Regions from separate parts of the Homo sapiens genome. Here region 1 is linked to region 2. A link is a loop called in an ENCODE intact Hi-C map of the cell type or tissue named here. Cell type or tissue: heart left ventricle. All regions are shown on one strand.

Region 1 (8,000 bases), 210 kb before region 2:
TCTTCCCCCGCTTTTCTTGACAGGGTCTTACACTCTCATCCAGGCTGGAGTGTGCAGTCGTGATCTCAGCTTATTGCAACCTCTGCCTCCTGGGCTCAAGCGATCTTTCCACCTCAGTCTCCTGTGTAGTTGGAACCACAAGCGTGTGCCACCACACCCGACTAATTTTTGTATATTTAGTAGAGACGGGGTTTCACCATGTTGTTCAGGCTGATCTCAAACTCCCAGACTCAAGCGATCCACCCACCTTGGCCTCCCACAGTGCTGGGATTATAGGCATGAGCCAACACGCCTGGCCAATTCCATTTATTTCTGATATAAAATACAAACATATCCAGTTAAAATAGAAAATTCTGTCAAACATGTCAATGTATCCAAAGTAATATTTTAGAATTTCAAAATTAAGTCTTACTCAACATTTGAATTTGTTCAATTCCCCTCCCTCCCACTGTTTTTACAGGGATGAATTTCAGTGCCTTTCTGGGTACAAGCTTGATTTTGTTTTTCTTTTTTCAATAGCAGGGTCTCACTATGTTGCCCAGGCTGGACTCCTGGGATCAAGCCATCCTTCCACCTGAGCCTTCCAAGTAGCTGGGGCTACAGGAATGAGCCTGATTTTCAATAATTGCAATTTGCTAAGCTTTTAAAAGCTCCAGGTTTTGGTGACCAATTTTTGAACCTTTTCATTAAGATTTCCAACAGATTCTGAACAGAATGCAACAAAAATTCAGAGATTATCTTCCAAAATGTCTAATAGTATTGCAGGACAGTTTAGGTTCATTAACAATTATTCAAATGCACAAACATTTCTAAAACTTGAACATGATGGACAGCAAATAGAGAAAGATCATGCGTATGTCTGTAAAATTTTGACAAGTTTATCTTCCATTTAGATTGGTAGAAAACCATTTCTTTATTCTAGTAAAATATACATAGCAAAAAAAATACCATTTTAACCATACCAATTCAGTGGTGTTAAGTACATTCATAGTGTTGTTCAACCATCACTACTATCTACTTCCAGAACTTGTCACCCTCCCAAACAGAAATTCTGTACCCATTAAACACTAACTCTATTTCCCCCTCCAACCAGTGCCTGGTAACCTCTATTCTATTGGTTATAAATTTGCCTGTTGTAGATACCTCATAAACGTGGTCAAACAAGATTTGGTGGTTTTTGTATCCAGCTTTTTCACTTAACATAATGTTTTCAAGATTCATCCAATTTGTAGCATGTATCTGAATTTCATTCCTTTTGAAGACAATAATATTCCATCGTATGGATAGACCACATTGTGTTTACCAATTCATCTGTCGAAGGACATCATATGGTTTCCATGTTTTGGCAGTTGTAAATAAGCAACTATGAACATTTGTACACAAGTATCTGTTTAAGTTCCCGCTTTCAATTTTTGGGGGTATATACTTAGAAGTAGAATGGCTGGATCATAGGGTAATGTTTAACTTTTGTTTAAAGTTAAGCAAAAAGTTTAACTTTTTGAGGAACCCACATACTGGTTTCCACAGTGGCTGCACCATTTTACAGTCCCACCAGCAGCGTATGAGGGTTTTAATCTCTCCACATCCTTGCTAACACTTATTCTTTTCCATTTTAAAAGTAATAGCCATACTACTATTCACAAGAGCAAAGACTTGGAACCAACCCAAATGCCCATCAATGGTAGACTGGATAAAGAAAATGTGGCACATATATGCCGTGGAATACTATGCAGCCATAAAAAAGGAGGCGCTCATGTCCTTTGCAGGGACATGGATGAAGCTGGAAACCATCATCCTCAGCAAACTAATACAAGAACAGAAAACCAAACACCGCATGTTTTCACTCATAAGTGAGAGCTGAACAATGAGAACACATGGACACTGGGAGGGGAACATCACACACCAGGGCATGTTGGGGGGTGGGGGGCTAGTGGAGGGATAGCATTAGGAGAAATACCTAACGTAGATGATGGGTTGATGGATGCAGCAAACCACCATGGCACGTGTATACCTGTGTAACAAAACTGCACGTTCTGCACGTGTACCCCAGAACTTAAGGTATAATAATAAAAAAAAGCCATACTAATGAGTGTTAAATGGCACTTCACCGTGGCTGTTATTTAGATTTCCCTGATAACTACTGATATTTCATGTGCTTAATGGTCATTTGGATATCTTCTTTGAAGAAATGCCTACCCAAGTCCTTTGCACATTTTTGAATTGGGTTATTTAGTTGTTGTTCTTGAGTTGTAGGAGTTATTTATATCTTCTGGATATTAATCCTTTTTCAGATGTATGACTTAACAAATATTTTCACCCATTCTGTTGCTTGTCTTTTCACTCTCAATAGTTTCCTTTCATGCATAAAAGAATAGCACATTTTTGACACATTAACAAACCATGTGTACACTGCAAACAATTCCAGCTACATTTTTACTCTATAGGCTTTTTAATAGGAATATTGTTTTCACCCCAATGCAATCAAAATTTGTATCTGTCATCACTATGAAAATACTACCTTTGATGCTGAATATTTTGAAGGAATTTATAATAGCATTAATCATCATATCATATCATTTCCCTTTGATAGAATGAATTCTAAAAGCTTTACTTTGATTCTGTGAATTAGAGATAAAATTCAGCCATTATTAAAATCATTCTCTGTTTGAGATACTGATGACATTGCTATAAAACAAGCATCATTTAATTGTTTGCAAAGTTCCTGTTCTGCTAATGAAGCCAACTCCCTGACAGCTATCACTTCCCTTTTTGTGCTTGCATAAGAACATTTGAAGTTTAAAAATGGGTGAAGGCCAGGTACGGTGGCTCACGCCTGTAATCTCAGCATTTGGGGGGGCTAAAGTGGGCAGATGACTTGAGACCAGGAGTTTGAGAGCAGCCTGGACAACACCGTGAGACCCTGTCCCTACAAAAAATAGGAAAATTAGTCGGTAATATTAGCGCATGCCTGTAGTCTCAGCTACTGGGGAGGCTGAGGTGGGAGGATCACCTGAGCCCAAGGAGGTTGGGGAGGTTGAGGCTGCAGTGAACCATGATAGTGCCACTGCACTCCATCCAGGACAAAGGTAGTAAAACTAATTTGCAATGGACATTTCATCTTCATGAAAAGTCATGCTTTGTGAGTGCCATGTAAACTGCCCTTTTGTGACTTTTTGTGTCTGTCCTTCCTAAGATGGCTACCACTTCAATATATTAATATACAGAATAGTTCTTCAGACCATTTGTTTCTTCAGGTTGTTGTGTGATCAGTGATACCACTATGCCCTGTGATGGATAGTTGAAGTCAACAAATATGTTGTGAAAATACAGTAAATCATCACTTAACATCATCAATAAGTTCTTGGACACAGCAACTTTAAGCAAAACAACATGGAATGAAACCAGTTTGACCATAGGCTAATTGATATGAACAAGAGTTAAGTTCCTATGACATATTTCTGGTTACAAAAACATCACCAAACTTCTAAACAAAGACCCCAAAATGCTAATATTAAACATTGAAATAAGTGTGAGCTATACATACATTTGAGAAAGATTAATAAAACCAAGCAGGATGATTATTTACTCCAGTATTCCAGGTTAGGGTCACAGGTGGTACGAGCTTATCCCAGCAGCTCAGGATGCAAGGTGGAAACTACTGCTGGGCAAGATGGCAACCTGTCTCAGGACAGACTCAAACAAATACCTACACTCACTCGGACTGGGACCATATAGACAAGCCAATGACCCCATTGTGCACCTCTTTGGGATGTGGGAGGAAATCAGAATATCTAGAGAAGACCCACACAAACATAGGGATAACATGCAGACTCTACACAGACAATGGCCCCAGCTGGGAGTCCAGTTTGTTTCCTCATCAATGTTACGATGATGATGAACAAAATGGCCTTATTTCAGGACCCACTGTAATACATTCGTCGTCAACTTCCTTCAGAAACTGAAATATAGTACTTAATTTTTTATTAAATATGCATTTCCACTCATTTGAGCTCATTGCTTCCAAGAGAATTTATTGTGGAATAAAAAAGTATTACCAAATAATGACATAAATAAATGAACAGTTGTAGATTTACATCGTGTAATACATAACAAAGTCACCATAGCAAAATCATTTCGACTACTCTTCATTTATTCTTTAACAGGATGGCTCAGCCTCTACTTTCTGCTCATATTTCAAGTACATCTAACCTCTAGTTTCTCAGCTTTCCTACTGTCTATGCCAACTGGCAGTTTAATGATTTCCAGTTTCTTTCAGGCTAACACCTAAGGGCTATGGCACAGTTGACTGTTGTTACATCAAATGGCCAGCAGGGGCAGCATTTCAAGAACTTCTTTCACTATAATTCAAGGCTGGAAGAAGAAAGTTATTCCTACACTTCTGTGCCCCAGAATTTTTTTTTCTTTTTTTGTCAGTGAGCACTCTTCATGCTATTCATCAAAGAGAAATTTTAGTTATGCGGCATCAGCAGAGAGATAGGGAAAGAAAGACATGTTATCTCTGATTGCCTTTAAGAGAAAACAATGTGTTAAGTACCAACTCTATGTAAACTGCATGTGTGTTCCATGCTACTAAACAAGATCATGGTTAAAGTTAGAAGAATCAACTCAAAGTCCACCAAACCTATCCTGGATTATTTTAATGCAACCATTAATGACAAAATTTTATTTAAAAATGAAGAAGTCCAGGACAAATACTGAACTGAACAGCGTTTTGAGAAAGTATGCCTAAATCAAAACTGTTCAGGAAAAACCAGGTCACAGTCACCTAGTCACAGAGAATGCACATGTTCATCTTCAGAGAATACTGATGGTTTGCCTAAGGGATTGTCGGAATTTCCAATCCCACCAACAGCATACAAGGGATACAATTGCTTTATGCTTTTGCCAACATTTGATAAATGATATCATATTTGTCATTTTAATTTTGACCATTCCGGTAGCTATACAGTCAAACCACACTGTGGTTTTATTTTTTTAACCTGGTTAAAAATGAGATGGTTAATGAGATGAACACATATTGATATTTTCACTGACCTAGTAGACGTGCTCTTGTTTGAGGTGCCTACTCAAGCCCATTTTTTCTATCGGGTTGTGTGTATATATGCATATTTTTGTTATTGATTTGTAGGAGTTTTTTCTATATTTAATAAGTCACTCATTAGTTATGAGTTGTAAATTACATGTTAAATTTATATGTTAAATAATCGTTAGGGTCAGGTGCTGTAGTTCAGGCCTGTAATCCTAACACTTTGGGAGGCTGAGGTGGGAGGATAGCTTGAGCCCAGGAGTTCAAAACCAGCTTGACCAGCATAGCGGAACCCTGTCTCTACAAAAAAAAAAAAAAAAAAATTTAGCTGGGCATGGCATCGGGTGCCTGTAGTCCCAGCTACTCAAGAGGCTGAGGTGGGAGGATCGCTTGAGCTCGGGGGGGTCAAGGCTTCAGTGAGCTGTGATCACACCACTTGTATTAGTCCATTTTACAATGCGGATAAAGACACACCTGAGACTGGGTAATTTGTAAAGAAAAAGAGGTTTAATAGACTCACAGTTCCACATGGCTGGGGAGGCCTCACAAACATGGCAAAAGGTACATCTTACATGGTGGCAGACAAGAGAGAATGAGAGCCAAGCAAAAGGGGTTTCCCCTTATAGAACCGTGAGATCTCGTGAGACTTATTTACTACAATGAGAACAGTATGGGGGAAACTGCCCCCATTATTCAGTTATCTCCCACCAGGTCCCTCCCACAACACGTGGGAATTATGGGAGCTACAATTCAAGATGAGATTTGGGTGGGGACACAGCCAAACCATATCACCACTACACTCCAGCCTGGATGACAATGAAATCTCATCTCAAAAAAAAAATTGTTAAATTCACATATTATGTCCAATAATTTGTATAACAAATGAATTTTGTTATACAAAATGAATTTTTGATGAATTGCTCTATTCATCAAAGAGCAATTCATCAAAAATTCATTTATGCTCTTTGATGAATAGCATGAAGAGTGCTCAGTGACATTCTTTTAGATTGTTTTATACATATAACCATGTAATACGTGAAGATGATAATTTCTTTATGATCTTTATACTTTTCTTGTTTTATGCCTTATACATACCTTATTGCACTGACTATGACCTTATTGCATTGACTATGACCTCCAGTACAATGCTGGATAGAAACAATGTTAGTGGAGAAATCCCCCTACAAGGAGAAAACAGTCATGATTTCACCACTAAGTCTAATGTTACCTGTAGGGTTTTTTGTAGATGCCTGTAACCAGATTAAGAAAGTCCCATTCTACTCCTATTTTACTGAGATTTTCTTTAATCAGAAATTTTATCAAATGATTTTTCTGTATGTATTAAGATTATCATGTTTTCTTTATTAGTTAATTTAGTGGATTACATAGGCTGATTTTAAAATTTTCAGCTAATTTTGCATTCTAGGAATAAACCTCACTTGGTCAAGATTCATTATCCTTCTTTATATAATTGGACTAAATTTGCTGTAATATTGTTTTGGATTTTTGCTTCTCTGTTCATGAAAAGTATAGGCCTACAATTGTCTTTTCTTCTAATGTACTTGTCAGACTTTGTATTAAAGTTATACCAAACTCATTTAAAAACTTGAAAAACATTCCCTTTTTTGTCCTCTGGTAGAGTTTGTTTAAGATTGGTATTGCCTTTTTCTTAAATGTTTGGAATAATTTATTAGTAAAACCATATGGTATATATTTTTCTATGTTGGAAGTTTTTTTTTTTTTTTTATTTGAGATGGAGTCTCACTCTGTCACCCAGGCTGGAGTGCAGTGGCGTGATCTTGGCTCACTACAAGCTCCACCTCCCGGGTTCATGCCATTCTCCTGCCTCAGCCTCCCAAGTAGCTGGGACCGCAGGTGCTGCCACCACGCCCCGCTAATATTTTTGTATTTTTAGTAGAGATGGGGTTTCACCGTGTTAGCCAGGATGTTCTGGATCTCCCGACCTCGTGACCCGCCAATCTCGGCCTCCCAAAGTGCTGGGATTACTGGCGTGAGCCACCACGCCTGGCCTGTTGGAAGGTTTTAAATGATAGATTCTAAGTAGTTGATATACATAATACTATTTTTTTTCTACTACTTATTCTGTCAGTTTGGGTAAGCTATCTTTTTTGAGGTATTTACATACTTTTCCAATTTATTGCAAAAAAAGCTGTCCATAAGGTCTGTCAACATATTTTTTAATAACTGTAAGATCTACGGTGATGTTCCCTTTTTATTCTTGATCCTGGTTGTACCTTCTCCTTACCTCTTTTTCTCTCTTCCTTCCTTCCATCTTTTCCTTGATCTGTCCTGCCAGAGGTGTATTCATTTTATTAGTCTTTTTTCTTTTAGTACATATGTGCTGGTAATACATTCTCTCTAAAAATATCTTTATTTTATAATAATTTTAAAGGATATTTTTACTGACTGTAGAATTCTAGGTTTCCAGTTAATTTTTTTCGTCACTAGGAAAATAACATTGCATTGAATTCTGGCTTTCATTGTTTCTGTTTTGAGGTCAGCTGTCAATCTTATTGTTGTTTCTTTGGGGGTCATATGTTTTATTATCCTCAGGCTGCTTTTAGGGCTTTCTTACTGGCTTTCTGTTTTCTTTAGCAGTTTTATTATGTGTCCCTTTTATTATGTTGTTCCTTTGTGTTGACCTTAATAGGGGATTATAATGCCTCTTGAGTCTGATGTCTTTTTTCAATAGAAACATAGAAATTTATTTTGCTTCCTTTTACATTGTTCTGACTTTGAGTATATTTAATGAAACATTTCTTCCCACATATGAGTGCAGGGGGAAAATGAGAATGTAACTAAAGAAATAGAGATTAAAATAATAATTTCAATAATGTTAGCTGGCTCACACTGTTAAAACTGACTGATATTTTATCTTAGTCCCAGAAAAGTTCCCAGGAGTAGAAGCAAATACAGTATATGCTTTTCTTCA
Region 2 (8,000 bases):
GGAGCCAGCAGCCAGCCCCCACCAGAGAAGATCTGCCCACGAGGAAGAGGAAGACGATGATGATGATGACCAAGGAGAAGACAAGAAAAGCCCCTGGCAGAAACGGGAGGAGAGGCCCCTGATGGCGTTTAACATTAAATGAGCTATCGCAGACCCACCTGACTGTGGAATATAAAATTGCCAAATATCCTTTCTCATGGAAGCGCGTACCCGTTCGTGGAGGAAACGGAACGGCAGCCCAGCCGTGGGACGGACGTGGACGTTTACTGCATTCCTGTTTGCCGTGTAAATGTTAGAAAGGAATTAAAGTTATTACTCGGAATAAAGGATGACTTTGGCGGATGTCGCCCCTGCAAGGAGGTGGCTGAAAGTGGTGTCCAGATGTCCTTCCGAGGACTCGGCGTATCCGCCACCAGGGACATTAAGAAACCGCACGTGATGTCGCTATGCTCTAACGATCACCTCAGTTCTCCCTCGGATTCTGGGAACAGATGAAACTTTTTGCATCGCTTGAGTCATTTTTATCACAATAATCCTACTGTGAAGCTGTCGTTGAGAACTTAGGTTGGCACGTAGCGTCTCAAGGTATGCGTTCTCTCAAAGGAAAGCTATGCATCGCTGCTTCGTTGTCTGATTTTGCTTAGATTTTGCTTTGGTTAGGTTGCGTTTTGGGGTTTGCCTTTTTTTGTTGTCGCTTAAATGCAATTTGGTTGTAAAGATTTGATTCCTTTGTGTTCATCTGTTCCGCTTCTCAGCGGTCCATCTCAGCGTCTCCCTTCAGGAACCGCTGAGTGTCCTCTCTTAACATCCAAGCCTTTTAATGAAATCGTACTGAAATCTGTATCAGCTAAGAGTCCTCCAATCCTGGTCCCATTAACTCCAAGTGCCTTTTTGACAGTGACAACAGACAGTCCCTCGCTTTTTGTTGTTGTTGGTTTTCTTAACCCCTTTAATGGAACTGCCTGGATTTTATACAGTTATTAAAGGATGTCTCTTTTGCTTTAAACTGCATGCTGCCAAGTGCCATTTGGGGTCAGCATCCTCGTTTCAACACAGTGTGCTCTCTAGTTATCATGTGTAACGTGGGTTCTGTTTAGCGAAGATAGACTAGAGGACACGTTAGAGATGCCCTTCCCTGCTCCATCCCTGTGGCACCATTATGGTTTTTTGGCTGTTTGTATATACGGTTACGTATTAACTCTGGAATCCTATGGGCTCATCTTGCTCACCCAATGTGGGAGTCTGGTTTGAGCAAGCGAGCTGAATGTGACTATTAAAAAAAATTTAAAAAAAAAAAAGAAAATCTTATGTACTATCCAAAAGTGCCAGAATGACTCTTCTGTGCATTCTTCTTAAAGAGCTGCTTGGTTATCCAAAAATGAAAATTCAAAATAAACTCTGAAGAAAAGGAAAACTGTCTTTGTGGTCATTTGAATTCATTCTGAGTCATTATCTGTTTCAAAGTTGTTATTAAGACTTTGTCAGGCCAAGCATGGTGACTCACACCTGTAATCCCAGCACTTTGGGAGGCCAAAGGAGGAGGATCACTTGAGCTCAGGATCACTTCAGCCCATCTCTGTGAAAAAAATTTTTTTAATTACCTGGTTATAGTGGCTCATGCCTGTAGTCCCCACTACTTGAGAGGCTGAGGTGGGAGGATGGTACTGCTGCACTCCAACCTGGGTAAGAGAGCAGATCCTGTCTCAAAAAAAAAAAAAAAAAAAAAAAAAAAAAAAAAAAAAGTCTTTGTCATTGTTTCCTTGGTGGCAGTCTGCAACGCAGTTGTCAGACTTGTATTTGGAGACCCACCACCTAGACACCTAGGAATTTCCTCTAGGGTTAAAATCTATAAAAATCCACCTTTGTCTGTAGTTTTGTTCAAGAACACCAAATAACATTTTGATGTGTTTCAGGTAAAGAGGGATGTCTGCACTTAACAAGAATCTGATGTTTTATGGTCAGTATTGATCCATCTTGGAAGAGCTTCAAGAAGATATCATTAGAATGACCAGAATCCTCCCAGATGTATAAAACTATTCATCAAAATAAAATCATTAATGGAGGTGTTGGGACATAACTGGCAGAAATAAATTAAGCCAGCTATGTTTACAGTCAACAAAATCAGTATTTGTGAATTCCATGCAGGCAAAGAACTAATCACAGTGGTTTTGATGATTTTCATTCTCAAGTGGTGGTGTTGCCTGTTTGGCTTTTAAGGGGGAAAATAGTTGAGCAAGTCCTTGACAGTGGGACAGCTAGCCAGATGGGAGCCTGGGGGCCTAAGGAGTGAGACGCCCTTTGCGCGGGAGTGGACATCTCACCAGTAAGTGGCAGGGGCATCCTTGCAGACCTGGCTAAGACTCCAGGGAGAAGGCGTTGGTCAGCTCCCCTGAAAAGAATAAGGAAGTTGCTCCTCCAGGAAAATCCAGGGCCAGACCTAGATGAGGAGGGACGAGGGAGGAAGTCCCGGAAGACCTCTCTGCTGTCATTGACCCCAGTCCTTTGCGGCTCTAAGGTTGCCGCCAATGGAATCACCTCCTTAAAACGTCAGTTTCTAGAAGAGCCTCATTTAATGCATGTTACCTGGGAAAGTCGGGTAGCACATTAACTGTAAGCGCTGATCCTGAGAGATCTGGCAGGAAGATGGGGGTGGAGAAGACTGCTTTGCTGACTCCTCCTTAGGTGAGACTCACCTGGATGGGCCCCGATGTATTAAGCAGCCAGCAGCAGTCACAGCATGCCGTGTGCCGAGGACAACAAGCAGGTGGGTTTGCAGAAGGGCAACTGGGTCGGCTGAAGATTTTTATCACATTTTAACAGTTGTCCTAACTGGGGCTCAGTGGTTCTCATTTTCTCAGGATGCCAACGCTGATCACTAGAGTGGGATTCTCTGAATGCAGCACCGTGGCCACAGACTTTACACATTTATCCTCTCTCTCCCCACGGAGGGTGGAAGGGTGAATATGTCACAGTATTCCAAATCAGTTACGTGGTCTGAAGGACGACAGCCATCAAAGGCATCTTGCTCCCGCCCCCTAGTGGTGAGTTTTCCCCACCTGTAACGGTTTAGTCCAGACACACAGGGCCACTCTGGGAAAGTAGGGGTGGGCGTGCACAGGGGTGAATCTGCCACTGGGTCTCTCCCCAAGGTGAGGTGGGTGGAGAGAAGGGGACTGAGGTTCCTGGAGTCTCTACCTGGAAACAATGTATTGGAAACAATCATTGCATTCAATCCTCAAAATCTTTCAAGGAAGGAATGTTTATTCTTCTTTGTTTTGCACTGAAGTTGAGGCTTAGTGGTTAAGTAATTGAGGTCACCCAGCTAGAAACAGTGGTGCACGGCTTAAACAGCCAGCTCTCTGGAAATGAATGCACTTAAATTATAAATGTCCCTGATAAAGGATGCATAGGACAGAACTTACAAATGGAATACATAATAATCTGTATAATGAAATACATAAGGCTGGGCGTGGCAGCTCAGGCCTGTAATCCCAGCACTTTGGGAGGCTGAGGTGAGTGGATCTCTTAAGGTCAGGAGTTCAAGACCAGCCTGGGCAACATGGTGAAACCCTGTCTCCACTAAAAATACAAAAATTAGCTGGGTGTGGTGGTGGGTGCCTGTAATCCTAGCTACTCGGGAGGCTGAGGCAGGAGAATTGCTTGAGCCCGGGAGGCAGAGGTTGCGGTGAGCCGAGATCACGCCACTGCACTCCAGCCTGGGCAACAAGAGCGAAGCTCCGTCTCAAAAAAAAAAAAAAGAAAAGAAAAGAAAAGAAAGTGTGTGCCCTAAGCTCTGCCAGGGGATACACAACATCATTTAAGTGATAGTGACCCTGTGCATTTGGAACTTTATTTAGGATAAACTAGCACAGACAAATGCAAAAACAAAGAGGCATCGCACCCAAGAAAATGAAACCAAAACCAAAAAGGAAGGAAACCAGAAAGCCACAGAATGGTACGTAGGCCACAAGCATGACAAACTCAGTGTGATTTCTTGTGTTCACCCTCTCACAGACATCGCTTATGCAGGTGTTTAGACCTAGAGGACCTCATAAAAATGAGTAAAGTTAGAAATGGGGGGTGATTTTTCAACCATATTGATATTCCACGATTTCTTGTTTGCTGCATTGACACCATAGTTAAAGCAAGTTGCAATTATGTCTTGGGGACTTTTATGACATCACAGAGAACTTGAAAAGGGCATGATGGTTGTCATGGTCCTTCAAACAGGAGAAGGCAGTGACAAGGAGAAAGGCAGTTGCTCTCATAGATCAGGGAGAAAGCCAGCTAAACTCCAGGCGAAATAGAAATTGCAAGTCTTCTCCTCCCCGCCAAAAAAAAAAAATGATTTTCAAAGCTGTAATTGTAAATATACACTAAAATACCTGGCAAATGTTTTTTCCATTCTTCGCAGCCATTGTGAGTTGTTTCAGGTTGGTATTTTGGTACCTTCAAAGTGGCTCATAATTCTCGCATTGCTAGGCTTTTGCACCTTAACAGGATGGGCAGGAATAGAAGAACCTGAAAGAGGCTTGGTGGTCTCACAGCAGAGGAAATTGAAGGCTGAAGTCACAAGTGTTGTGTTGACCTTTCCACATATGCAATGGGTGACCACACAGAGGTGGGCCTCATCTCCTGACACTCGGCCCAGTGTGCAGCCACCTCTGCATGCTGCTGCCCCATCTCACCTCACTGGCACCCTCTGCTATCTGTCTACAGTATGCATTCAGCACTCCATAATGAGGGTCTAAGGCATAAGTAAACCATGCTAATTATTAAAATCTAGGATTTGGAGAAGAAGCTCTGGGTGTCAGGCCTGGCTCTGACCAACAGACAGGTGACTCACTTCTGATGCTTTAGCAAGAGGTTGGGGGTATTTGCTCTCCTCACCTCTGGGTGAGTTGAATTCAAGTGAGACAATACATATCAAAGTTTTTGTAAGTTGTAAATTACAAAAACAGTTTATTTCTCTGAACTATTACTAGTATCTTACAGTTCCCTAATCTTGTTGCTCTAGTGTGACAATGGTCATTTTGGGGCTATATCAGCTGCTTCTCAGCTACTTTTTAAGGAAAATGGTAGACAAAACAGTGGCATCTCTTTTTCCCCATTCTATTACTTTTGTTTGTTTGTTTTTTTGAGACAGAGTCTTACTCTTTCACCCAGGCTGGAGTGCAGTGGCGCTACCTTGGCTCACTGAAACCTCTGCCTCCTGGGTTCAAGAAGTTCTCCTGCCTCTGCCTCCCTAGTAACTGGGACTACAGGCATGTACTACCATGGCTAACTTTTGTGTTTTTAGTAGAGATGGGGTTTCACCATTTTGATAGTTACTACTGAATGTCAATTTGATTGGATTGAAGGATACAAAGTATTGATCCTGGGCGTGTCTGTGAGGGTGTTGCCAAAGGAGATTAACATTTGAGTCAGTGGGCTGGGAGAGGCAGACCCACTCTTAATCTGGGTGGTCACCACCTAATCAGCTGCCAGCACAGCTAGAATACAAAGCAGGCAGAAAAATGTGAAAACAGAGACTGTCCTAGCCTCCCAGCCTCCATCTTTCTCCCGTGCTGGATGCTTCCTGCCCTCGAACATCAGGCTCCAAGTTCTTCAGTTTTGGAACTCGGACTGGCTCTCCTTGCTCCTCAGACTGCAGACGGCCTATTGTGGGACCTTATGATCATGTGAGTTAATAATAAACTCCCCTTTATATATACATATGTGTGTATATATGTATGTGCATGTGTGTGTGTGTATATATATATATTATTATATATAATATATATATTCCATTAGTTATATCCCTCTAGAGAACCCTAATACAACCATGTTGGCCAGGCAAGTCTCGAACTCCTGGCCTCAAGTAATCTGCCCACCTCGGTCTCCCAAAGTGCTGGGATTACAGGCGTGAGCCATGGTGCCCGGCCCCATCGTACTGCTTTCTGCAAGCTTCAGCTGAGTAATATCTCCTTTGCTCAAAGGGGATGTTTTGCCTGGTGTCTGAAGATAGCCAGTGAGCTCTGTGAAGGTGCAGCCTTCTTAAAGATTTGTCTGGAAACATGTGTTAGGACACTGTCTACAAGGCAATAATGTTAGGGTAAGTCCCCAATCACCATAATTTGCTACTGAAAGCAATACCTCTGTAAAACATGGCAGCCGTTCTTGAATTCTTGAATTGAGTTGCTCTATGGTAATAAGATAATGTGCATGTAACTATAGAACAGTGTTGCTCAAACCTGGGGTGTTAGGCCATTCCTGTGTTGCTGTAAAGGAATACCTGAGGCTGGGTGATTTATAAAGAAAACAGGTTTAACTGGCTATGGTTCTGCAGGCTGTACAGGAAGCATGGCACCAGCATCTACTTGGGGAGGCCTCAGGGAGTTTACAATCATGGCAGAAGGCAGAGCAGGAGCAGGCATCACACATGGCCAGAGTGGGAGCAAGAGAGGTGCCATAGTTTTAAACCAGATCTCACGTGGACTCACTCATCAGCAAGGGAACAGCACCAAGCCATTCATGAGAGGTACCCCTGTGATCCAAGCCCCTCCCACCAGGCCCACCTCCAACACTGGGGATCACATTTCAACATGAGATTTGGCGGGGACATGGATCCAAACCATGGATACATGTTAGCATCCCCTGGGAGCTGGAAAAAAAATATTAAAGCATTTGGGCCCCACCACAGACTGATTGAATTAGGATCTCTGTAGGTGAAACTGGTTTAAAAACAAAACAAACAAACAAAAACTCTCCCTAGCTGATTCTCATACACAGGCTTGTAGACCACTGCTTTAGAAACATTGAAGCTACTTTACAGCCTGGTAGCACCTTCCATTGGGTACCTCAGGGAATTATTCACTTTTCTCTTTGTTTCTGGGGTCGATTAACAGCTATACCCCAGATTTGCAGTTGGGGAAGCATTTATGTGAAATAGCATGTCAAGTTGGGCAGCAGTGCCTAACAGATTTCTCTCTTCCTGTTCACAATGGCCTGTTGAAAAACCGAAGGTGGACACACTGTGTCAACATGTCTTGGCTCTACCGTCCGTCCTCTTCCCAAGGTCCAGGTTATTCCTGCCATCTTGCCCGAGCAATTTCACATCACTGCCTGTTTGGGACTCCCACGTCCGTATCTGCATCCCAGGCCTGCCACTGAGTTCAAACTGCAGACTGAGCATCCTCAAGCACCTAAAACTCTATTTATTATCTTCATGTTGTCCCGTGAATTCCCTACTCCTCCGCAAATCAGGGAAACCAGTTCTCCTAGTTTTTGCCTATGTACTATCCCAATAAATGGCCTCACCATATAGTTTCCTTGGCCAGAAACCTCAGGGTCACCCTACAAACATCTGTCAACCTCACCCCCAAATCCAGGCAAGTTCTTTTGACTCCACTTGCTGTCAGGAAACAATATGAATTTTTTTTTTTTTTTTTTTGAGACGCAGTCTCGCTCTGTCGCCAGGCTGGAGTACAGTGGCGCGCTCCTGGCTCACTGCATCCTCCGCCTCCTGGGTTCAAGAGGTTCTTCTGCCTCAGCCTCCCAAGTAGCTGGGATTACAGGCACACGCCACCATGCCCGTCTAATTTTTGTATTTTTAGTAGAGATGGGGTTTCACCATGTTGGCCAGGCTGGTCTTGAACTCCTGACCTCGTGATCCGCCCGCCTCGGCCTCCCAAAGTGCTGGGATTACAGGTGTGAGCCACCGCGCCTGGCCAACAACATGAATGTTTTCATGTTTCTGTGTAGCTCAGTTTCCTGAGCAAAAGTTACTGGCAACCTAGTATTAAAAACTCTAGACAAATGTAACAGTTTAATTGAGCAAAGAACAATTCTCGAATCGGGCAGCCCCCTTTGTCATGCCAGACCCCTATTAATCTCAGTAGGGATGGCACCAGGTACAAGAGGCCAAAGACGAGATCCCGCACCAGCGAAGGAGACGTGGGTTTTATTGGGGGCTTACATACAGGGGAGAGAGTCCAGTGGCAGTGGGCCAAGCAGGAAAA

The links. Peaks named below come from ENCODE experiments on the same cell type or tissue, not always from the same donor. Only the 100,000 strongest peaks of a DNase experiment are listed, where the experiment ranks them.
Region 1: it touches region 2 in a loop (5-fold over the local background); 8 of 110 quality-filtered maps call a loop at or near these places.

Annotation. Positions count from the first base shown.
Region 1 is chr10:15,415,816-15,423,815 of GRCh38, reverse strand. No RefSeq gene overlaps it. Among named protein-coding and RNA genes, the nearest start is that of FAM171A1, 49 kb to the right of the region's middle. In heart left ventricle, a CTCF peak has its summit at 4,316 (motif pointing right); no DNase peak of the experiment used is centred here.
Region 2 is chr10:15,205,057-15,213,056 of GRCh38, reverse strand. It overlaps FAM171A1 (family with sequence similarity 171 member A1), which reads left to right. Exons shown (of 8, transcript NM_001010924.2): 8 at 1-1,414. The coding sequence ends at 142. It overlaps FAM171A1-AS1 (FAM171A1 antisense RNA 1), which reads right to left and starts at 4,470. Exons shown (of 3, transcript XR_007062068.1): 1 at 4,386-4,470. It overlaps LOC105376434 (a long non-coding RNA gene), which reads left to right and starts at 5,657. Exons shown (of 4, transcript XR_930699.2): 1 at 5,657-5,681. LOC107984211 (a long non-coding RNA gene) reads left to right here and starts at 1,720. Exons shown (of 3, transcript XR_001747379.2): 1 at 1,720-2,764; 2 at 2,859-3,041; 3 at 3,858-4,800. RefSeq lists a silencer at 2,942-2,991. In heart left ventricle, a CTCF peak has its summit at 3,037 (motif pointing left); a DNase peak (open chromatin) is centred at 3,056; H3K4me3 peaks cover 667 bases; H3K27ac peaks cover 582 bases.